Regions from separate parts of the Mus musculus genome. Here regions 1, 2 and 3 are each linked to region 4. The links are chromatin loops, found by intact Hi-C in ENCODE. Cell type or tissue: gastrocnemius. All regions are shown on one strand. Links, peaks and the distances in the headings refer to the core of each region. The heading gives the core; the rest is flanking DNA. Region 1 holds the start of Rbp7 (retinol binding protein 7, cellular). Region 2 overlaps Ube4b (ubiquitination factor E4B). Region 3 overlaps Ube4b (ubiquitination factor E4B). Region 4 overlaps Ctnnbip1 (catenin beta interacting protein 1).

What was found. Peaks named below come from ENCODE experiments on the same cell type or tissue, not always from the same donor. Only the 100,000 strongest peaks of a DNase experiment are listed, where the experiment ranks them.
Region 1: a loop joins it to region 4, with 3 times the contacts of the local background. A loop is called at or near these places in 17 of 42 quality-filtered maps.
Region 2: it touches region 4 in a loop (4-fold over the local background); 6 of 42 quality-filtered maps call a loop at or near these places.
Region 3: a loop joins it to region 4, with 3 times the contacts of the local background. A loop is called at or near these places in 13 of 42 quality-filtered maps.

What each region holds. Positions count from the first base shown.
Region 1 is chr4:149,450,959-149,457,016 of GRCm38, forward strand. Rbp7 (retinol binding protein 7, cellular) reads right to left here and starts at 4,010. Exons shown (of 4, transcript NM_022020.2): 1 at 3,920-4,010; 2 at 2,398-2,576; 3 at 1,891-1,992. The coding sequence starts at 3,992. In gastrocnemius, for the core only: CTCF peaks have their summits at 2,858 (motif pointing right) and 3,924; DNase peaks (open chromatin) are centred at 2,875 and 3,511; H3K4me3 peaks cover 1,294 bases; H3K27ac peaks cover 1,817 bases.
Region 2 is chr4:149,345,880-149,351,937 of GRCm38, forward strand. Ube4b (ubiquitination factor E4B) reads right to left here. Exons shown (of 27, transcript NM_022022.3): 18 at 5,579-5,706; 19 at 4,779-4,877; 20 at 2,048-2,283. Among named protein-coding and RNA genes, the nearest start is that of Ube4bos3, 14 kb to the left of the region's middle. In gastrocnemius, for the core only: a CTCF peak has its summit at 3,266 (motif pointing right); no DNase peak of the experiment used is centred there; H3K27ac peaks cover 1,874 bases.
Region 3 is chr4:149,362,249-149,368,306 of GRCm38, forward strand. Ube4b (ubiquitination factor E4B) reads right to left here. Exons shown (of 27, transcript NM_022022.3): 9 at 6,053-6,058; 10 at 3,206-3,289. Among named protein-coding and RNA genes, the nearest start is that of Ube4bos3, 31 kb to the left of the region's middle. In gastrocnemius, for the core only: no CTCF peak of the experiment used is centred there; a DNase peak (open chromatin) is centred at 2,852; H3K27ac peaks cover 878 bases.
Region 4 is chr4:149,539,967-149,546,024 of GRCm38, forward strand. It overlaps Ctnnbip1 (catenin beta interacting protein 1), which reads left to right. Exons shown (of 5, transcript NM_023465.4): 3 at 5,745-5,865. The coding sequence starts at 5,770. Among named protein-coding and RNA genes, the nearest start is that of Mir5616, 5.1 kb to the left of the region's middle. In gastrocnemius, for the core only: a CTCF peak has its summit at 3,395 (motif pointing left); DNase peaks (open chromatin) are centred at 3,390 and 5,011; H3K27ac peaks cover 1,035 bases.

The DNA.
Region 1 (6,058 bases), core at 576-5,575, 89 kb before region 4:
CATTCATATATATATATATATATATATATATATATATATATATATATAAAATCGGGACTGGAGAGATGGCTCAGTGGTTAGGAGCACTGACAGACTGGTCTCTTGGAGGTCCTGAGTTCAATTTCCATCACAACCATCTATAATGAGGTCTGGTGCCTTCTTCTGGTATGCCTGAAGATGGTGACAGTATACTCATATAAATAAAACAAATAAATCTTTTCTCTCTCTCTTTTTTTTTTTTTTTTTTTTGAGACAGGGTTTCTCTGAATAGCCCTGGCTGTCTTGGAACTCACTTTGTAGACCAGGCTGGCCTCGAACTCAGGAATCTTCCTGCCTCTGCCTCCCGAGTGCTGGGATTAAAGGCGTGTGCTACCACGACCGGCCAAATAAATCTTAAAAAAAAAAAAAAGGTGATCGAATCCAGCCTAGAGTGGTAGCACACACCTTTAACTCCAGCACTCAGGAGGCAGAGGCAGACAGATCTCTGTGAGTTCAAGGCCAGCCTGCTCTGCAGAGTGAGTTCCAGGACAGCCAGGGCTGTACAGAGAAACCCTGTCTCGAAAAACCAAAAAAAAAAAAAACAAAAACAAAAACAAAAAAAAACAAATCAAAACAAAAATTGCCTCAAGATCTTTCTGCATGTCAGAGAGAGAGAGGGGGGGGGGGAAGGAGTAGGGGAATTGTCCACCTTTTTAAAATTGCTATTATCTCTTTTCAAATAAGAACAAAGGACACTCATGTGGGGCTCATCCCAGTGCATTGTTCAGCCCTCAAAAAAGGAGCTTCCTCATGCAGTAGATGGTAATTATCAGAGACCCACAGTTGGACAGTGGGCAGACAGCGAGAGACCTTGGAGCACTCAGCCCTGTACCTGATGCCTTAAGATAGCCGTCGAGGCTCTAGGATCTATTTAGAAGAAGAGGCAGAAAAACTCTAAGAGCCAGAGGTGGTGGGCGACTCCCAGGGAACAGCCTCTGCCAGACACAGCGGGGCTGGTGTATGGACACACTCACAGAGCCTGTGACAGCATGCACGAGACCTGCAGAAAGTCAAGCCAGACAAATCCCAGAATTGAGAAGAAAATGACAGGAAGTGCCCAGCCAATTGATATCTTCTGGGAGAGGAGAAATCAGTTTTCTCCTATGGCGCACAGTATATCAGCTGCTCTCCAAGGCATATCTCATGTGCAGGAGAAGTGACCACTGCAAAATGGACTCCATGCGCCTATTGTTGTCTGGGGGTTGTTTTTGTTGTTGTTTTTAAATTTATTTATTTTGGTTTCAAAGAAGGAATATGAAGTTAGGTACTAGATAGAGAGATAAAAGTCTGAAAGGACTTAGGGAGGGGATAGAATATGATCAAAACATACTGTTATGACAACTTTTTTTTTTTTGGTTTTTGGTTTTTGTTTTTTTTCGAGACAGGGTTTCTCTGTATAGCCCTGGCTCTCCTGGAACTCACTCTGTAGACCAGGCTGGCCTCGAACTCAGAAATCTGCCTGCCTCTGCTTTCCAAGTGCTGGGATTAAAGGTGTGCGCCACCACTGCCCGGCTGACAACTTTTTTAAATAGTAAAAAACAAGGGGATAGAGAGATAGCTCTTGCAAAGGACCAGGGTGCAGTTCCCCACACTCACAACCACCTGCAACTCTAGTTCCAAGGGGATCTAGTGCCCTCTTTTGGTCTCTGAAGGCACTGCATACATGTGACACACACACACACACACACACACACACACACACAGAGAGAGAGAGAGAGAGAGAGAGAGAGAGAGAGAGAGGCACATAGGCACACATACATACACATGAATACAAGTAAAGAAATAGTGATTTAAATCTCTCCTCCCACCCCTCCCCCAAAATGTTTTCAAAAGATCAGGACAGATCAGTACCAGGTGGAGCTGGTCCCCTTCGATCCAGTGGCTCCAGCCTCTGTTTTTCTTCTCTCCTCTCTGTACGCAAGTGAGTTTGTCATTCTCCCAGGTAACCAGGCTCTGCAAGGAGGGAGAGAGAAACAGTGTTTCACTATGGCAGGATCCTTAAACATTACCGGGTGGACTGAGTGAAGCGCTAACTGAGATCTGCAGCCTAGGTTACATTTTGATCTTTTAAAATTTTATGTGTTGCCTCCATGCATGTATGTGTACTATGTGCATGGCTGGTGCCCACAGAGGTCCTTGGAATTGCAGTTACAGGTGGTTGTGAGCCACCATGTGGGTGCTGGGAATTAAACTCTCCATTCTCTACAAGAGCCCAAATGCTCTTAGCTGATGAGCTGTTTCTCCAGCCCCAAGCCTATGTTCTTTCGTTTTTCTTTTTCTAAGGTGCTAGTAATCTTCCCTGGGCCTCATGCTGGCTAAGTGAGAGCCCTAGCCCTTAGCTGCTGCCTAAGCCCTTACCGTGCATTTTCTGTTATCCAGGCCTTTGTTATCCTCCTCAAACTCTTCTCCAACTTTGAATTTTACAAGGTAGTTCCTGAGGCTGCTGCACGTCTGGATGGTGAAGGAGTCCCCATTTTGCTCAATCACTTTCTGTGGCTTCAGCAACTTGGCAATCTTACGAGTTGCAAAGTCAATACCTGCAAAGTTATTGTTCTTATTATATATATTTTTTATTTTAATCATTTACATTGATGTATGCGTGGGCATGCGTGTGTAACTCAGAGAGCAGCTGGTTTTAAAGCAGGATTTTACATAACACATGCTGTCTTTGAACTTATACAGGCAAAGGTGACATTACACTTCTGATCTTCTTCCCTCCACTTCCAAATATTGGATCATAGGTGTGCACCACCATACTTGACTCACGAGAACTTGTATAAATTTTACCTGCAGGCATATCTGTGCACCACATGTATGCAGTGCCCAGAGAGGCCAGAAGAGGGCATCGCATTCCCTGTAAACAGGGCATTCAGATGGTTGTGCGCTGCCATGTGCATGACTAAGCCACCTCTCTAGCCGCTAAAGAAGGATGATTTTTTTTTTAATTGCTTTTACTTACTGGGGTTTTGAAGTCTGTTCTATGTACTTGAAGGAAGTTTTTCAAGTACCCAGTACAGCAAGATATGGTAGCTTAGGTCTCTAATCTCTATACTTGGGAAACTGAGAAAGGAGGATTTCCTGAAGTCTGAGACCAGCCTGGTCTACAAAGTGAGGTCCAGGCCAGCTTGACCTACAACGTGAGACCTTATCTCAAAACAGACAAACAAAAAAACCCGAACAAATAAATCCCAATACAAGCCCTGGCAAGGATGCTCTGCATGCAGGAATAGTTGCCCAAATCTGTCAAATCCATAGAGCCAGAGCAAGTTGCCCGGTCAGCGCCATACCGAGAGTCTTTTAGGAAGCAGGGTCAGTGATCAGACCCTCTCTCGTGGACCCATGCACTGGAGGCCACAGGGTTCAGGGTGTGGGGCACTGCTCTCTCGCCACACACATGGGCAGCTCAGGCTGACTCTGCCGGTTCATCTGCAGGAGTAGCCTTGAACTCCGAACACTGGCCATTAGCCAAGCGGGCTCAGCTCTGGCGGGGAAATTGAATTCTCACGCAGACTGCAGCTGCTGTTTGCCTGGTTTCCAGTGCCAGGACCCGCCCTGCCCCTAGGAGCCCCAGCCGCTCCCAACCGTATCCCACATATCCACGCAGATTTGGATAGGCAGGGGTACATAAGCACCTGAGATTCGAGGAACGCAGAGAGGTACCGACAGATGGGATGAGTGACAGACGAGACAAGGGGGTCAGAAGAAAGACAGAGCAGCAGAGACTCTGGGACAAGGACAGGAGCTGACCAGCGAGAACATAACCCACAGGGGACAGAAGGACCTGGAACACACAGGACAAACTGTCTTCACTCAATCCCGGAGGCCCGAGGCCTTGCTCCCCAACCTTAGCTCCCCCTAGCTGCACAACCCTAAGTCCTACCCAGGGCCAGCATGTAGCCCTCGAAGTTGTCGCTGCTGAGAAGATTCCAGGTACCGCTGAGGTCTGCTGGCATGGTTTGGTGTCTGTCCGCAGCCAAAGCCCAAGAGTCACAGGCAGTGGTGCCCTATATTGTCAATGGGGCGAGGGCGGAGCCAGGATGGAGCCCAAGGGGACTGCAGGAGGGGACAGGGAAGCTGGGGGTGTGGAGCCCTGGCTATCCCTCCTTCCTTCCTTTCCCACGTACTCCTGGCTCCATCCCTTCTCCTGCCCCACCCTACCTTGGCAACCTCTGTTTCCCTTGTGACTCCCTCCTTTAGTTTAACTTTAAACACCTCTGAGCCCAGGGTGTGACCCAGGTCATCCCTTATTCTTAGATGTTAATAACTAAACGAATGGCTTTCAGCTCCCAGCATCAAATACTGACTGGGTCAACATAAATGTTTAAAACCAGCTGTTCTCTGATTTACACACGCATGCCCACACATACATCAATGTATATGCAGCACCTAGCCATCCTAATAAATAGGAACTCATTTATTTGGGGGGGGGTTTCAAGACAGGGTTTCTCTGTATAGCCCTGGCTGTCCTGGAGCTCACTTTGTAGACCAGGCTGGCCTCAAACTCAGAAATCCACCTGCCTCTGCCACCCGAGTGCTGGGATTAAAGGCATGTGCCACCACGCCCAGCTCTTTTTTTTTTTTTTTAAGATTTATTTTATTTATTATATGTAAGTACACTGTAGCTGCCTTCAAACACCAGAAGAGGGAATCAGGTCTTGATTCAGATGGTTGTGAGCCACCATGTGGTTGCTGGGGTTTGAACTCAGGACCTTTGGAAGAGCAGTCAGTGCTCTTAACCGCTGAGCCATCTCTTTAGCCCAGGAACTCATTTCTTTTACCCTGCTCAGGTTAGACCAGCTGGTCAGACTTGACTGTGTGTTAGCTGGAAATCTGTCCACACTTGAAAATTGAGGGCCAGGGGTTGGAGAGATGGCTCAGTGGTTAAGAGTACTGACTGCTCTTCCAGAGGTCCTGAGTTCAATTTCCAGCAACCACATGGTGGCTCACAACCATCTGTAATGGGATCTGACACCCTCTTCTGGTGTGTCTGAAGACAGCTACAGTGTACTCACACACATGAAATAAAGAAATAAATCTTAAAAAAAAAAAAAAAAAAGAGCTGAGGGCTGGGTCTGGTAAGCTATAGGCTCTTTATGGACTGTTAGGGATCCCAGATAGCATGGAGGTTGAGTTCTCTAAGAGTCCCAAGAGAACCACAAAGGTGCTGCCCTGTGTCCTACAAAGCGATCTCAGAAGTTAGGTGACATCACTTCCACCAGAGTCCTAAACCTTTCAAAATTCAAAAGAAGGAAACTGGAAACCAGGCTGGAGACGCAGCTCAGTGACAGAGAGCTTGCACTGAGGCCCTGGGCTCTGTGTCTGCACCGTAAAAGCAAGCGGGTGGGTCTTAGTTTTGTTACCTGTTGCTGTGATGAAATACTCATACAAAAGCCACTTATCGGGGAAGGGATTGTTTTAACTCACCATTCCAAGTTATGGTCCAGCCTTGCAGGGAAGCCAGGGTCACAGGCACGTGAAGCTATCAGACATCCACAGTCAAAAGCAGAAATGCCTGCCTGTGCTGGGCCCACTCATGTCTCCTGTCACACACTCCAAGACCTAAACTCTGCCAACGGTACAGGGTCCTTCCACATCAGTTAACAGGCATCATGGACACCCATGGTGACACAGCTAGCACTGACAAAAACTCACAACTTTGTTAACTTTTTTTTTTCAGGTTGGCTGTTGTGGCACATATCTTTGATCCTAGCACTCAGGAGGAAGAAGCAGGCAGATTTCTGAGTTCAAGGCCAGCCTGATCTACAGAATGAGTTCCGGGATGACCAGAACTGCACAGAGAAATCCTGTTTTGAAAAACCAAATAAAACCAAATCAATCAAACAAACAAAAAAACAAAAAACAAAAAAACCCCAAAAACCTGTTTATAATTTGCATATGTTTTATGTCTTCTCCCTCTCTGTCTCCATCTCCCTCTCCCTCTCCTAGTCCATGCCTCGTCCATTTCCCTGTTTGTTGACTGAAAGGCATGACTGTGGGTTCACGTCATTTACCATGACAG
Region 2 (6,058 bases), core at 440-5,439, 190 kb before region 4:
AAGTCCTATCTTGGTGGGGTGCTGGGCAGGCCCATGGAGACTGTGAAGTTTCAGCAGGGTGAAGGCCAGAAGAGCAGCCAGGCACACTTGCTAGAGTCCAGCTGCTGAGCACCTGCCACTCACAGGCCTTAACCTTTCGCAAGCATCCTGACCTTTCTAAGCTCCAGTTTCCTCACTTAGAAAATGGACGTATTTATAGTACCCATCTTTTCCATGGCTATTCGGATCAAGTGACCACAAGTGGCAACTATTATTAGGAAAGGTGTCATCTACCCATGACCATGGAAGGGCTCAGGCCAGAGGCCACTGTGCTCCACGACAGAGAGAAAGGGTGGATGATATCCACCCACATGCTCCTCAGGCACGCCAGTGTGTGTGTGTTCTTTCTTTCTCCTCTCTCTCTCCTCCCTCTCCCTCCCTCCCTCCCTCTGTCTCTCTGAAGCTACAGTAACAGGTCCAGACCACTAACCGAATACTAACTAGATTCAACAAAAATCTATTTTTTAATATTAATATATACCTCCTGTGGAATGTGGCTATTACTTGGATTGTTCAGTAAATTTTTGGGTTGTTGTTTTTGACACAGGGTCTCACTAAGTATTCCTGACTGGCCTCCAACCTGCAGTGTACACTGCTCCTGTTCTGAATACACACAAGGTGGCATTTGTACCTAAATATGCCGAGCTTATCCTGAAACATGGCTAGGAGACCATGACCTTTTTCCCCAAAAGGTGTGCCAGTGCACTGGACTTTCTCCAAAGAAAGAATGTTATCAAAATACTCAAGTCAGCAAGTGCTTACTTCAGACACAGGAGAGTCTAAGGGAGGGATGTAACAAAGTAACAGTGACCAAGGGGAAGTAGGCAGGCAGATTCCCAGAGCCCCTTACAAGGTGGGAGAGTTGGCTGACCCTGAGTCCAAACAGGCAGTGGGAACACTGGGAATCCTCACACAGGCCACCCCAGTCAACAGCAACAGGCTGTATTCTCCGCAGAGCTCAGCAAGGTCTACTAAATGCCAGACACTTGACTGTATGGCCAGAAAGTACCAGATTCTATACAGGATGAGAAGGCAGGGCAGATCCCAGGAACTTCCATTAGCCACTGGAAGCCTTTGTTAGAGGAGAGATTAACCCGAGAGTTCAAAAGTCAAATTTTGTTAAACAGTCAAAATGTGGAATACAGTCTGCCCAGACAGCTCATTCTCCATACCCTGTCATTTCCAAGTGTAACTGAGCACAGCAGACAGTACCTAGCAAATGGCAGGAGCTCAGTGAATGTGATACGCTGATGAATGTGGGAGGACTCCCAGAGCATCCCAGAATGCTCAGCTCACTGGCTCGGGTGAAGCCCAACCACTTTCTTAAATTTTTTTTTTTTTTTTAATTTTAAAGGCTTGTTTGTTTATTTATTTGAGTACACTGTCATCGGACACACCAAAAGAGAGCATCAGATCCCATTACAGGTGAGCCACCATGTGGTTGCTGGGAATTGAACTCAGGACCTTTGGAAGAACAGTCAGTGCTCTTAACCGTTGAGCCATCTCTCCAGCCCCGCCCAGTCACTTTCTGTTGTTGCCTTTTTCTTCTTTTCAGAAGCTTAAGGTAGCCTCAAACTTGCTGTGGCAGTCAAGGATGACCTAGAATGCATATATCAAACTCTCTCCTGTTCCATCTCTTTGAAAAGGCAGCCACAGGATGGTGTTATATATCAGATACTGTAAACTCAACAGCAAATGAACCAGGTTAACAACTCAGATGAAAACATCAGCTTGGACTAACAACAACGAACAGTGTAAATCAACGGAAGGCCGCACACGCAGTGGCCAGTGCGAGCTCTCAGAGGCCGGGAGAGAAGGCATGCGACAGCCTGTGCTCTGAGCTGGGGCTAGGAAGTGATTTACATAAGCAGATGTTAAAGCCTTGATGGCAGGATTATTTATTTATCTATTTGTGAATCTAGGTCACAGATTTAGATTTAAGTTCGCTCTGAAACAACCTTGGGTCAAGTACATTACCACATACCCCAGGGCCTACTCTGAAACCCACCTGTATAGAACTTCATGAGGGACGGCACCAGCAGTTTGGTAGAGAGAGGATGGTTCTCAATCATCTCAAAGAACTTCTGAGTTCTCGGCTGGACAGAAGGGTTGGTCATGAACATGACCTCCACCAGCTTGGCCACTAGGTAAGGGTTTCGGATGTAGTTCTGGTTGCACAGCATCACAACGAGGAACATGACAATGTCCTGAGTGCAGGGCTCATAAAGCACCTGAGGAGAGTATCTGTAAAGAGGAGAAAACACATGGTGAGTCTCGGAGAGCTCGCTAGGCCGGGAAGGAGACAGGGTCCAGCAGAGGGGGGTACTGGGGTACATACACAGCAGAGGGGGGTACTGGGGTACATACACAGCAGAGAGGGGGTACTGGGGTACATACACAGCAGAGGGGGGTACTGGGGTACATACACAGCAGAGAGGGGGTACTGGGGTACATACACAGCAGAGAGGGGGGTACTGGGGTACATACACAGCAGAGGGGGTACTGGGGTACATACACAGCAGAGGGGGGTACTGGGGTACACAGCAGAGGGGGGGTACTGGAGTACATACACAGCAGAGGGGGGTACTGGAGTACATACACAGCAGAGGGGGATACTGGGGCACACAGCAGAGGGGGAGTACTGGAGTGCCTCTACATGGTTCAACAATGTGCACACTGGAGCCACAAAGATTCAAAGCAAACCTGAGTGTTGGCTGCAATGTGTTTTAGAAAGTAAGCAAAAGCCATAACTGAAACTTCACAAAAAGATCTTCACTGTCCAAAAGTGGGGGTTTTATTTATTTTAAAAGACAGGATCTTTTAAATAGCTTCAACTGTCCTCAAATTCACTATATGCTGGCTTTGAACGTGTTATCATTTGCCTCTACTTCCCAAATACTTATATTATGGGAATGCATGACCATGCCCAGCTTCAGAATGGACAACCTGAATTCCATCTCTAGGACCCAATTGTTAGCAGGACCTCTGTAGCATTCAAGGACCCCATGCGCACACGAATAAATACATGTAATTAAAATATTTTTAGCCAGGCAGTGGTGGCACACACCTTCAATCCCACAACTCAGGAGGTAGAGGCAGGTGAATCTCTGGAGTTTGAGGCCAGCCTGATCTACAGAGTGACGAGTTCCAAGACAGCCAGAGCTACACAGAGAAACCCAGTCTCAAATATCACCCAATCTTTGTAAATGAGTGCTCTCTCTGTATGTTTGCCTGCATGCCAGAAGAGGGCATCAGATCCTAGGATATGTGGTTGTGAGCCACCTCGTGATTGCTGGAATTGATCTCCATCTCTCTAGCCACCTGCCCCAATTTAAAAAAAAAAAAAAAAAAAAAAAGTTCAAATTTTAAGAAATTAAAATGTAAGCCGGGCGGTAGTGGTGCACGCCTTTAATCCCAGCACTTGGGAGGCAGAGGCAGGTGGATTTCTGAGTTCGAGGCCAGCCTGGTCTACAAAGTGAGTTCCAGGACAGCCAGGGCTGTACAGAGAAACCCTGTCTCAAAAAAACAAAAACTAACCCCTCCACGTTACCACCACTGACTGGGCCTGCACAGAGAGAGCTTGTCTGTCCTTTTGCTGATCGAGGGAGCGGCTCGATATGTAGACCAGGCTAGCCTGGAACTCACAATGCTCCTGTGTGAGCTTCCAGGTGCTGGGCTTACAGGTGTCAGTCACCACCATGCTCGGCTGGGGGCAGCTTTTAGGACATAACACAAATTTGCTTTGTATAACTTTGGATGTTGTTTCTGGTCTATCCTGCTTTTGCGTTTGAAACCAGATTTCACACACATTCTTCTGCCAACCAGTTCCCATATAGTTATGGTGATGAGAAATTACCTCTCACAGTTTCAAAATGAAAAGTGAAGGGCTTTGCTTTGATTTTTGTTTTCAGTAGTACTGGGGATTGAGTCCAGGGCCCTTTACCTGCTGGGCAGCTGACCTGAGGGGTCTCCCTGAGAGGCCAGAGAAGGCTCTAGCCCCTGAAGTGAGGATTTTAGGAAACAAAAATCCAAACAAACTGCCTATCTCCCCCCACGTACCAGACACGCAGCTTCTCCAGTTTTACAAATGGAGACAGTTTTGGTTCAAACACAGCTGTGGGTACTTTTGGTTTTGGACATTTCCTGGGGCATTTCTCCAGAGCCTGTTCAATTATCAAACACTGCTCAGGTTTCACAGAGAACTTGCCACTGCCTCTGTCTTGGAGATCAAATTGGAATCAGCTGCTGCTGAAGGGGGTTTCTTTCTCTAAGTTCTGAGCAGCATTCAGGTAAACAGAGTCACACAACCTCCGACTGAAGCGCAGCTATGTGAACCATGACACAGCTCAGGGCACCAGGCACAGTGTATAAGCAGCAGAACACGCAGCTCAGGGCACCAGGCACAGTGTATAAGCAGCAGAACACACAGCTCAGGGCACCAGGCACAGTGTATAAGCAGAAGAACACACAGCTCAGGGCACCAGGCACAGTGTATAAGCAGAAGAACACACAGCTCAGGGCACCAGGCACAGTGTATAAGCAGCAGAACACACAGCTCAGGGCACCAGGCACAGTGTATAAGCAGAACACCACGCAGCTCAGGGCACCAGGCACAGTGTATAAGCAGCAGAACACACAGCTCAGGGCACCACGCACAATGTATAAGCAGAAGAAGACACAGCTCAGAGGACCAGGCACAGTGTATAAGCAGAAGAACATACAGTACGGGAAGTACTTACTGTACAATAAAAAATAAAAATTCAGCAACATCTTCGACATAAAACTCAGGCAATGCTGCAAATACCTTGGGGACTTCTGAATTCAAAGGCAGTGTTACGCTGTAGAGGAGAAAAACCCCACAATTTACAAATGCTATCATGGAACACTGATTACCTGGGGTGTTGTACTTCCAAATGCCCCATGTGGAAAGAGCAGCCCTCACTGTGTAACACATGTGTAAAAGTGCACAGGCAAACGACTGACCCGCAGTGTGCAGAAAGGATGAGGAAGGCCTGGGCGTGTTTTGTAAGTGTTTGCCTCATCTTCTTTTCTTGCCAGACTTAAGGAAGTAGTTAAAATGGGAAAGAAACCCAAAGGTCGAATTTGGTCATTTCAAGCAACTCATACTGGGTGGATAAAGCCAGCATATACTTTATATAAGCTTTTCCAGTCTTTTAGGAACACAGGCCAAACTAACCAATACCTGTGACCTAGGGGGTTCACAGAACGTAAGAGACCTGACTTAAACAACAACAGTGACTGTCGGTGTCCTCGGCTCTCCGAGACTTGGTGCTCAGGAGGCTCAGGAGCCTGTCACCTCTAGCACTTTGCTTCCAATTTATAAACTTCCTTTTCTAGCCATCCAATGTTATAGCAAAATTTTAAAACTGACAGCCACTAAAAAACACATGGGGAAATATTAATCTAGCTTCATATGTATTTATGCATAACTATAAAAATTCTCAAGGTTTAGTTATGACTCAAGAACAATAGCCCGGTAGCCACCGTGAAGACGAGGCACGGCAAAGAGCACACTTACTCAGGATATGCAGGGTCCAGGATGCGCAGCATCAGCTGAATGAGAAGGCCATAAAAATTCAGGCATCTTCTTAGGAAGCTCTCGTCAAGTAAGCCAGCGTCAGCACAGGCCTTGCACCGTACCAGTTTCTGTGGAAGAGGATGGGCCCCGGCCCGAAGATTAGTCCAGTGCCATGGCCCCTGAGCATGAGTAGGCAGTGAGGGGCCAGGAGATGAGAAGTCTAGGTTCGGTAGCTCTGCCTAGCCTCGGGACACTGGTGGTTGTGTCAGGGTCTTTCTGTTTTCAGAATAAAGACAACAGGAAGATAGGCCATGCAAGCCACTGAGCAGAGAGGCCATCAGTCAGTGCTGAAGGTCAGTCACTGACATCATCGCTCAGGAACTTGGACAATTAGTGGGAAAAAGCCAGACAAGTTGTATCTGAATTTCAGCATCAACAGTTCTGTGCTACTCTCAAGCAAAATATCTGTCTGCAACATCT
Region 3 (6,058 bases), core at 496-5,495, 180 kb before region 4:
GCAGAGTCTGCCAGTTGTCAATCCAACAACAACAGTTGTTTCTGTGCTCCAACAGTCCTCCTCTCTTTGCCCTATTGCCCTCCTCCCCTCATGCCCTCCTGATGCACCCTCGTTACTGTACCAGCATAACAGCAGGCCCCAAGTTAAATCCCACCCCCCACCCCCACCCCCACAAAGGATGACTGTGTTCCACCAAGGGCATTTTGTGGATCCTGTCATTACATTTTTGTCACTGAGTCACTAAGCTAAACCAGATGAGGAGCACAGCAGTTCCAAGGCTGTGTTGCAGAACAGCAAGGGTGATCAGCACTGACTAAAAGGCATCCCCGCTGAGGCAGCAGCAGCAGATTCCACTTCCTGTGCCCAGCCATACAGTTTATAACAAACAGCCCCAGAAACATGCTCAAAGTTTTTATTTGTCTACTTTCTTGATTTTTTTGGAGACAGAATCTCACTATGTAGCACAGACTTCTCTGGACTTTCTCACTAGGAAGTCCTGGAATGATCGTCCTCCCTCAGCCTCAACTGCTCAACTATAGTGCACCCGGCTCAAAGTGAGATTTCAGGCAGGATGTTGTGTGCCCAGTATAATGTCACACTGTGCTGGGATCAAAGACACCCTGAGCTCCTGATCCTCCTGCTCAGACTGTGCAGGGATCAAGGTGAACCCAGACACCTGGCTTTTGTTCTTGCCTTTGTGTAAATGGACACTCTGTAGCGCAGGCTGGCCAACCCATGACCTTGACGGCTCAGATCTCCAAAGCTGCTGACCGTGAACTACCACACTCGGTTCAGCTTCACCTCATTCCCAACATTATTATGAACTTCTCCTTGTTACTGCTATGAAGGTCTTGTTTTTCCATTTGTTTTGAGACAGGGTTTCTCTGTGTGGCCCTCACTGTCCTTGGAACTAGTTCTATAGACCAGGATGGCCTTGATTCAGAGATCCGCCAGTCTCTGCCTCCCGGTTGCTGGGGTTAAAGGTGTGTACCACCACTGCCCGTTTGTCTTGATTTTCTAACAGTAGCCCTTCTGTTACCTATGTGACCATCTGCCACAGATTAACTGTGAAGATGTTTTGTGATGATGCGACTTTTACCCTGAATTACGAATATCCTAAGGAAAGAGAGCTTGCTTTACAAGCGCCTAGGGTACCCAGGGCACATCCCCAATATTATGAGTGATCCACAAAATGGAATTAAACGAAAAGAGTTAGTAAAGGAACAAACATAGAGTTTCAATTTCTTTATGGCCTCATCCTATACAAAGTTGTACCTGTATGTAAGTCATATAGTGAGTGAGTTCCATGGTTTTATATTTTTTCTATTATAATCCTGTAACAAAAATACCAAAAGACATTCATCTCTCAAAATTTCAAAGCAGCAAATGTCAGACAGAAAAGAACCTCTCACTTGTTGCTGTTTGGTAAGGTTTTTTGTTTTGTTTTCCCCAGATGGGGCCTCTCTATAGAGCTCTGGCTGTTCTGGAACTATGTAGCCCATGATGGCCTCGAACTCACAGTGATCAGGTGCACCCGCCTCTGCCTGCCAAGTGATGGGATGAAAGTCATGGACCACGATGCCTCTTGTATGGACAGCAGTATTTTATAACAGTTGAGTCCTCGGTGAGAATCTGGCTAAAGACTCTTATTATAGTCTATGGTTGTTCTGAGCACCACGGGGCACCAGGCACATCTACTTGGAAACAAAGACCACGGATGAGATGTGTGGCCTCAATGGCAGGCAGGCTACAGACACACCGAGATTTATGTGGGTTTAGTCCTCCTGCTTGCCAGGCAAGCACTTTAGCTACTAAATCAACTCCTTAACCTGTATTAACAGGCTATTAAAATTTTAAAAAATTACTCACTTAGTGTGCGCTTATGTGTGTATGTGTGTGTGTGTGTGTGTGCATGTGCACACGCACATGTATAGACAGGCGCACACATGCCAAAGCCCCTATCTAGATGTCAAAGTAAAACTGCTCAGCAGTTGGTTAGTGCCCTGCACCAGGTTTTGGGGCAGAATCTCCTTTTTCTACTATTGTGCTTTGCTGCTCCAAGCTAGCTAGCCCACAATTATCCTGTACCAGCCTCTTATCTTACCCTAGCTATCCTGTGACTACAGATAGTAGGCAGCACACCTGTCTTTTAATGTTGATTCCGAGAAAGCAAACTCAGGTCACAGGGTTGTGTGGCAAGTATTTTAACCTGCTGGATCATCTCTCTGGCCCAGTCGGGCATGGCAACACAAAGCAGTCATCCTAGCATTCGGGATAATGATGCAGGTTCATGACCACACGGCCAGCCTGCACAACACAGGAAGATACTAAAATGATCTGTTGGGGATTTTTTAAAGATTTATTTTTATTTGTGTGTGCCAGGTATATGCCTCCTGAGTGCTCGGCAGCACCTGTGAAGGCAGAAGAGGGAAATCCTCTGGAGCCGGAGTTCCAGGCTGTCCTGCAAACCACACTCGAGCCATGCGGAAGAGCATCAGACACTCCTGACTGCTAAGCTGTCTTCCCAGCCCCAATCCTATGTTGCGTCTCCATTTATTATTACTGTGTGTGTGTGTCCGGGGAAAGGGGGAGTTGAGTATGTATGTGGGATCTCTCTCTCATCTTGACGTGGGTTCCAGTTGTCAGGCCTGAACAGCAAGCATCTAGTAACTCAAGAGCAAGCTATCTCATGATGCTTGATGTTCAAATCCCAAGTATGGCTTGCTTGTTGTTCTGTAAACCAGCAAGATGCCTCTGACAGTCATCCTTTGTGCTGGCTCCCCAGAATAGCAAGGCACATTCCCACAGTGCCTCACTCGCTGCTGTCTAGGACTGGCAGTGGCGGGGCATGGAAAGCTGCCAATACACTAGGGTGGCTCAGGACACAGTCACACAAGTGTCTGGCCTATAGCAGGGTCTCAGGTTTTACATCTGAAGGTGAGAGTGATCTACACTTGTAATCTCAGCACTCGAGAGGAGGGCGCAGGGCCATGAGCTAACGCAGACATGAGACTGTGTCTCAAGAAAGGAAGAAAAAAATGAAAGGAAAGGAAAGGAAAGGAAAGGAAAGGGAAAAAGAAAAAAAAGAAAAAGAAAGAAAAGGAAAAACAAGGTTAAACACAGATCTGATAAAAAAAAAGGAATATGCTTTTACCATGAGGGGATTATTTATATATCAATTAAAAAGGAAAGATTGAGCTTTTACCATGAGGGGGTACTTAAAGTAGTCGCTTTCCAAGGAGCACTCTTTGGCAGCCAGCGCCAGGCCTTGTAAAATGGGGATAAAGATCTGTAAGAAAGAGAACCACAAACGTTAGGTGTGAGAAAGGTTAGCACGCAGGCTCTGAAGATGACTACCAGTCTGTAGTCCACACACTTGCACTCTCCCCTGCCCCATCCCCCCCTCCCCCCAAGACACACTGGTTTTCCCCATCCATAAAAACAACTCTACAACTCTTTGGTGTGGCTGGTCCACCAGGACAACTGTCCAAGCAGCACCAGAGCTCAGCTGTGCAGGGAAGGACGAGCGTTGAGCACTAGCAGCACTCTGGCAGGGCCCACGGCCTGTAGGGCGCAGACAGGGCGGCTGAGAGCGTGGGGGGAGGGTCCTGCTGCACACCTCAGCACTCCCACTTGCCCTGCCCCCACAGTGTTGCTGATTAACACACACCCATGATCTGCATGGAAATCACACTAAGTGTTCCACTTTCTCCTCGAATCCACCAACACTTAAGAAATTGTTTCCCTCTGTTGCATTCAACTGAGAACAAGGAGACAGCTGATGAATGTTCAAACTGAAAATTTTATTTTTAGTAAGAATGTCTTGCTAACACAGTCACCTGACCAGGAAATTGAAGGGTAGTCAGACACACAAGGCTGGCACTGATTTGGTGACAGTGGCCAAGCCCTGCTGCTCAGCACAGCTCACCTTCAAATTTAACAGTGCCTTCTCACTGAGCCACACAATTAGGAGTGGGCTAGCATCTAAGACTAACACCATCACGAGGAGAAGGTACACAGCAGCCGGCAACGTGAACCACAGCTGTAAAGGGCGCGTAGTATAAACCTACTAGAAACCTGTACCAATCCCTCAGGCCACAAAGCTCATCCCATCCCAGGGAAGTTTCAGCACAGGAGAAACGGGATAGAAAGATAGCGCACACCTGCGCAGAGCACAGCCAGGTATCAGAACAGCGCTGGAAGAGATCATTCTGGTCTCTGTAACTCAAGTAATCAGGGTGGATGGTATTTGTGCTTTCTTAAGCAATCTGAAAACACTCAACACAGGCAAGAGATGCCAGAACCGCAATCAAGAAGGCAAAACTTCTACAGTCACACAGATAAACGCCATTAACTGTCCATCCAAAAAATATTTAAAATTTACTTTTTTTAGTAGAGTTATCCTCCTGTGTAAGTAAGAGTTTAATTGATAATAAACAGGCAAAATATGAATAAGCATAAATTGTTATCATCAAGGATTCTATTTTTAAATTTTAATCTTACTGTGTTCATATAATATGTTGTATAAGTAGGTATGTGTGCATATGAATGTGAGATCAGAGGGCAACTATTAGGTGTCTTCCCTTTCGGGTTCAGGAACCACACTCAAGCCGTCAGGCTTACAAAGCAAGCATTTCTGCCTAGAGACAGCTTGCCTGCCTAGGCACCATACTGTTGTTGTGACCTGCATACTAAACGTTACTCTTTTATTTCCAAGTAAGAGCCTCCAGGGGAGATAGAAGCTTCAACGCTAATCTCCAGCCCTTACATTAAGTTGCTATTTACTTCTGTTTGTTCATTTGGAAACATCACTCAAACATTAGAGGAAGTAGAAATTCCAGTCAAGGACTTAGCCAGGTCATAGTTGCCGCACCTGTTAGGTAAAAGGCAGGACGTGGTCTGGGGTCTCCAGTCCCTTTCCTTCGCATTCTCTCCAAAGAAACCTCAAACACAGGAAGACAACAGCACTCACGCCAGCCAGCCAGCCCGAGAGAGCACCAGCTTTCTGTGACTCAGAGGCCTATCTGTGCTGTTTGCTGCCACTGAGTTCATGCCATGTCCTTTACAAAGCCACCTAAGGTCACTTTATTATGGTCTCAGCATAAGTTTATCAATAAAATAAGCACAAAATGTCCCTTCAGCTAATTTTTGACCTGATTTTAAAGTTACTCTGGGTTCTTCATTGCTGGCTTGTACGAAAAAAGAAAATCCTTCTAATTAAGGGTCACCCCCCCCCCCCAAAGGCTGCCTCTCTTAACTCTCCAGAGACAATGACGTTTTCCCACGCGAATTTCCGGATTCGCCTAAAGATGAGCAGCTCAGGTGCTCCCTTATTGTTCCTGTGTCCACAAGACACCACCAAAGACCGAGGTCACCAACTGCAGAGTAGAACCGCTTTACAGAGAGTTTTTCTTCTTGAATCCTGAATTGTTCTTTCTTCCTTCCTTCTCCCCCTGACCCCCCTAGCCCCCCAATGAGATGAAGTCTAGCCTGGAACTTAACCGTATAGGCCAGGCTGGTTTCAAACCCATAGAGACTTACTTGCCTCGGACTGGAGAGTGCTGGGTCAAAGGCCTGGACTGTGCTTTTACAAACGTAAGAAGCCGACGGTCTTTAAACCAAGAGTTATGAGTGTACAGACAGAAAGCAAGGCGAAGGCGTGCTGCCAGCCGACAATGCCCGCAGTGAGATCTAGGGCCTTCTTATTTATTTCCTTTTTAGCACATGTTACCTATGATGGGTTTCATGACGGCCTTTTTGTACACGCACATAAAAGCACTTTTATCACCCTCACCCCATCACATGCCTGCGTCTCCTTCCCACTCCATTCATTCTCTTCTTCCTCTTAACTTCAGGCCCCGGTCGCCTCTTCCTTCCCCTCCCTTCCTTTCCCACCTTACCAGTGGCTTTATCACTCAAGAAGGTATCTATCTTTCCAGTCTGCAGCCCCCACTAACTTCATGGAGAGGTGGGGCTTCATGAGTCTCGCCCCTACCCCATGCCGTGGAGTATCTAACAGCAGAGGGGCACTTAGCTAAAAGCTGGAGCATACCTGCTT
Region 4 (6,058 bases), core at 661-5,660:
GGGGGTGGGGGAAGGCTTGAGACCCTAGGGGTGGACACCACAGTCAGTCACCCACCTGACTCCTTTCTCCTCGGTCCCTCAGGATGCTTCTTCCAGTGTGGGGCTTCCTTTTCTTTCTTGTTTTTGTTTGTTTGTGTTTTGTTTTGTTTTTAACTTGTACTGCTGGGACTTGAACCCATGACCTATGCATAATAACAAACACCACTCAGCTGCCCACCTGATGTAATGTCACAGTGCTGCTGAGTTAGTAGTTTCTATAAACTCTGTGCGTTACATGATTTCTTTTTTGTTTGCTATAAACCTTGTGTAAACCTATACACTTAAAGGTGCAGAGATGTTTGTTTTTGTGGTGCATTGCAGATGGAGCTCAGGGCCTTATTTATGCAAGCTAGGCAAGTGCCTTACTTATCCCTGAGCCACATGCCCAGCTCTCATGCCCTTGTGGGGTGTGTGTGTGTGTGTCTGTCTGTGTCTGCCTGTCTGTGTATCTGCCTTTATGGGGATGTGTTTGTGTGTATGTCTTGTCTGAGTGTGTCTGTGGGGGGGTGTCTTTGTATGTGTGTATGTGTATATCTGTATGTCTATGTGTCTGTGTGTCTGTGTAGGATGTGTCTGTGTGTCTGTATGGGATGTATCTGTGTGTATGTTGCCTTTTTGTGTTTTGGAAATAGGGTCTGCTGTAGCCCAGGCTGGCCTCAAACTCATTATGTAGTTGAGGATGGCCTCAGAAGTCCTGCTCCCTCAGCATCCGAGTGGTGGGATTGCAGCTGTGAGCCACTCTGCCTAGGATTGCAGCTGTGAGCCACTCTGCCTAGGCTTGCAGCTGTGAGCCACTCTGTCTAGCTCCTTCACTCTGCCTAGCTTGTTTTTTAAAAAAATTGTCAAATGCTTTAAAAATTACTTTTGAGAGCCGGGCATGGTGGCGCAAACCTTTAATCCCAGCACTTGGGAGGCAGAGGCAGGTGAATTTCTGAGTTCGAGGCCAGCCTGGTCTACAGAGTAAGTTCCAGGACAGCCAGGGCTGCACAGAGAAACCCTGTCTTGAAAAAAACAAAAAAAAAAAAAAAAAAAAATTACTTTTGAACCAGACATGGTGGCACAGGCCTTTAGCCCCAGCTCTTGGGAGGCAGAGGCAGGTGGATTTCTGTGAGTTTGAGGACAGCCTGGTCTACATAGTGAGTCCCAGGACAGCCAAGGCTATGTACAAAGACCTGGTCTCCAAAAAGAAAAAATTAAAAAAAAATATTTGTGACACAGGTTCTTATTTTATAGTCTTGGTTGACTCAAAACTCACTACATAGCTCAGGGTAGTCCCAAGTTAGAGGGAAGCCTCCATGCCTGGCCCTCATGGTGAGTGTTTTGTTTAGGTTTTTGGCAGAGTATGTTACTGTCTTTCTGTGGTTGGCTGGGGACTCAGTGTGTGGATCAGGCTGGTTCAAGCATGTGGCATCCTCCTGTTACTTCCCAAGTGCTGGGATTGCAGGTGAGAGCCATCACACCCAGCTTCCTAGTGTGGTTTACTGTGAAAGGCAATTGGTGCACCCCAGAGGACCGCCACCCTTGTGCCCCGAAGGGTCCAGCCTGTGCTTAAGGCTTCTTTCTGTTTTATATTTTTCTAAGCAGATGCAAGACCCCCATTGTTATAAACTAATGTTTGTTTTTTAAATAAATGTGAGTGTGCAAACAGCATTAGCTTCAGGTTTATAAATAATAGGGAGCACAAGTGGCTCGGTGTCCAGGGTCACTCAAGCAGGTCAAAGGGGGGCCAGCCTGTCGGCTCCTTATCAGCTGATAGAGACCTACATGGCAGCTCCCGCTCCCCGTGCACTGCCTCCTAACTCTTCCAGAGTGCCACCGCCTGGTCCATGTTGGTCCGTGTAGCTGGGTGGGAATACAACGCCTGTGTCCTGATGTCTCCCACACTCCAGTGCCCGTGTCAGCCAGTGACCTCACAGTTCTTTTCCCTGTGTAGATCCTGCACAGCGATTGGGAGCCTCTTTTCCTTGACCAACCTTGCTTCCTGCAGCAGAGGGGCAGCCTCAGAACTACCAGCTGCGTGTGCATGCAGTGCCTGTCTGTGTGTCTTAATCTCTAGTATTTGTATGTTCTCTGTCAGATGGAATTTTCTGGCGTGGCACAACTTTATACATAACATGTGGTTTACCACCACATAATAGGAAACCGCAGACCTCACCCCTCCCCTTCATTAGCATAATTGACAACTGCCTGTTGTTTCTTTCCACTTTCCCTGTCTGTTTCTCTTCTGACTCCTGAGAAATTTTCTTAGTGGAAAGGAAGCGCTGGCCTGTTTTTAGGGGTGGAGTGTGTAGGGATAGCTGAAGCCATTACCAAGATGCATCATTTCTTTTGATTCTGAGCTTGGATGAATAATTAGTATCTAAATTAATTGCAGTGTGAGCTTATGTAATTTAGGCACATTTTAATGGAGACCAGTTCTTAATCCCTACAGGGGAAACTAGGAATCCTCCAGTGACATTAATGTACTTCCTGACAGAACCAGGATCAAAATTTAATAACATATTCGCTTCAGTAGGCAACAAACCCAAGCGTGCTATGATGTGCTTGTGGCACGTCTGTCTGGGGCGATTGTGATTCATTCTCTTCAATGATTCATTTTTGCACATTGACACCTTTACTGTGAATTAGGACAGACTCGCATCCTAGAGCGTTTGGCCTGGAATGTGAAGGGCAGGGACCTGTGCTCCACTTTCCATCCCAGAGCCAGCCCTGGGCGTTCCTTCCCATCGTGCAGCAAGGCAGGGGCAGCAAAGCAGGGCGGGAACACCACCAGCGGACACTCGCTACCACGTCCTTTGAGAGTTCAATCCCTGGGAGAAAACTGACCCGGAAAGTTGTCTTCTCTGCCTTCACATGTGCACGCACCGTGGTGAGCACACAAACACACAAAGAAAGAAATACATGTAAACAGAATGCAAGATGGCAAGAAGTTTTAGAAACGCTGTCAGGACTCTTCTGACGTTTAGGAGACAGTGTTGTGCCAGGCAAGCACATTGAAGTAAGAAGACCCCATGGAGCCCGGCTGCTATAAGCCCCGAGAGCTCACAGCCCGGGGGGGTGGGGGGGCAGCAGTGAGCGAGCAGGATGGGGTGTGCCATTCTTTGGGATAGAGGGTAAGGCTGTGGTGCCGTGATGTACACCCTGTGTAAAATGACTGCACACTGCTGAACAATGTGTTTCTCCAGCTAGCAATGACATGACAGCCCCTGAGTGAGCAGATATGAGTTCCCTGGGACCCACTTGTGATTGGAGTGTGCTTTGTGAGAACTTCCCTTGGGGGTGGACAGCAGGATTCTTCTTGGGTTACCAAGATAACCTGAAAGCTCCAATGCTCTGGTGTATGGCGTCCTCTAGTGGCTGTTCTTGGTATGTCACTGCTTCTTAGGGGCAGACCAGCCTTTGAGCACAGGACAGGGTTGGAAGATCTTGCTCCTAAGAGCTCTGATTCCCAGTTTGAAGGCTTTTTGTTTCGGTTTATTTGTTTTTGTTTTTTTGTTTTTCGAGACAGGGTTTCTCTGTATAGCCCTGGCTGTCCTGGAACTCACTCTGTAGACCAGGCTGGCCTCAAACTCAGAAATTCGCCTGCCTCTGCCTCCCAAGTGCTGGGATTCAAGGCAAGCACCACCATGCCGGTCTTGCTTCAATCTCTTAATATAATAACACTGGTTCCAAATTGGTGTGAATACAGTAGAGAGAGGGTATCTGAGACACTGAAGACCGCTTCCCTGCCCCATTTGGCCAGGCGGGCACTACTTACCAAGTGCCCGCTGGGTGCCAGGCCCTAGGAGAACAGGGGCAAGTAGAGCAGACGCAGCCTGGCTTTCCAGCAGAAAGGGAAGAGACAATAAGCAGACGTCCCAACAAGACACTCAGAGAGCTAGGAGAGTGTGACAGGGCTGTGTGACAAGAGGTGAGGGCACACAACTGGCTCCCCTGGAAAGGTACCTTGAGGCTTGGATGAAGCCAGTTCTGGGCTCAGGGAGTGGATACCCGATGCAGAGGCTGACCACACTGGGCAACTGCCAGGACTGGGAAATGTATTTCCAGGTAGGACTAGGCTGGGGGTAGTGTTGTCTCTCCTGATCTGTGGAGGATGTGAGTGGGCTGTGAGGCCAAGGCCAAACAGTAGTCCAGATGGAGGCATCAGGGAGGAGACGTGGGCCACAGCATCCATACTCAAGGTCCAGGTAGGAGCCACCAGGAAGCCAAGTGTGGTCCATCCCCAGAGCAGCAATACTGGTGCCTGAACTAGAGTGAGAACAGGTGAAGTGAGGGAGAGATACCCCAGAACTTTATTTTTTTTTTAAAGATTTATTTATTGCTTATATGTAAGTACACTGTAGCTGTCTTCAGACACTCCAGAAGAGGGAGTCAGATCTCGTTACTCTTGTTACGGATGGTTGTGAGCCACCATGTGGTTGCTGGGATTTGAACTCAGGACCTTCAGAAGAGCAGTCGGGTGCTCTTACCCACTGAGCCATCTCACCAGCCCACCCCAGAACTTTCTGCTGAGTTCTGTAGCAGGTGAGGCTACCCACAGGCTGGGGTGTGTCCTGGAGACGAGGCCTGAGGCCGCTGTGCCTTTTCCCAGGCCCTGGTAGTTACCTTGGCCCTTTTCTGAGCCCAGGCTGAGTTTGAAGGGAGTGGAGCACAGAGGAGAGGAGTGTGGGTCCTAGGGCTCCAAGGGTGGATACAAAGACTATGGAAGGAATCCTGTGCTGTGCCGAGTATTCAGGCATGATGTCAGCCCCATCTGGACAGGTTTTCAACCTGTTATGTGGGCTTTCAGGGCGAGGGCCCCATTAGGCTTTTGAGCGGCTGACGCGTAGATACTTGGGAGCTGCTGCCGAGGCTTTGGCACATTCCTGGGTACGCCCTTGGCATAGAGGATTGCCTTGTCCAGCATGTTCCTGTCTAGGACTCACGGGGCACCGAGAGGAGATGGTGTGAGGACTGTCCTTAGCCTGTCAGTCCTGCGCTCGCTCCCTCATTCCCCGAGTGCAGCTCCTTGGTAGCAGGGCTGCGGAGGCTCCACCCCACCAGCTGCTGCGTTATTTCTGACTTGTCCAAGAGTTCAAGTGTGTAACCCAAGCCCCTAGATCCTGCCTCCTCTCCCCACAGCTCCTTCTGGAGGAGGAGGCAGCTCTGGGCTGCTCTCTCTGGGGCTGGCTGTAGACACCTGGACACAGCTGCTGGCCTTCACGGCTATCTTCAGGAGCTCTCTGACAGGTGGGGTGGGTGTGTGAGGGTGCCCTGGGCAGACACCCCATGGAGGGACTCCTTGGTGCCTTGCCCGGGAGCTGGCCGCTTGAGCTCAGTAGGGGCTTTGCACAGGGTGTTGTCGCTGATCTCTGGGTTTCTTAAGCCAAAGGCCCCATATAGCCACCTCTGTTCAAATCTCCTTATCTGTGCTTGTTCCTTGCATTGAAACCTACAACTCTTGGGGCTCCGTTTCTCATTTGTCCTTGGCTGTCACCTGCAGCCTCTGCTCTGGAGTAGGAGCTCCTCAGCCATCCTGCTTGGGCCCCAGGCCAGAACACATGGACGACCCACCGCCTCCTACAACCTCTCCTGTGCTGTGAGAGCTGAGGTCCCTGCTGGGCAGGGACTGTTTGAGAATGGGGTGCATCACTTACAGGGGTCGATGTTAGAGTGTACCTCATCCTGACGTTCTCCCCATAACGCTTCTCCCCGTCTCCTTGCAGGTGTCCCCAGAACTGGGCCAGGGGGATGAACCGCGAGGGAGCACCCGGGAAGAGTCCGGAGGAGATGTACATTCAACAGAAGGTCCGCGTGCTGCTCATGCTGAGGAAGATGGGGTCAAACGTGAGTGCCTGTGGGCTGCAGGGCGCCTCCTGGATCCCCGGGAACCAGGAAAGGGCTGTGGGCCTGGGGATCACCTGTTGCCAGTTCAGGCCCCCCAAGCCCACAGTTCAGGGAGCACTGCTGAGATTATCTCTCCACTGCACTTTTTATTTTGAGCCAGGGACAGTGAGGTCTTTAGCCCTCCTTTCTGATC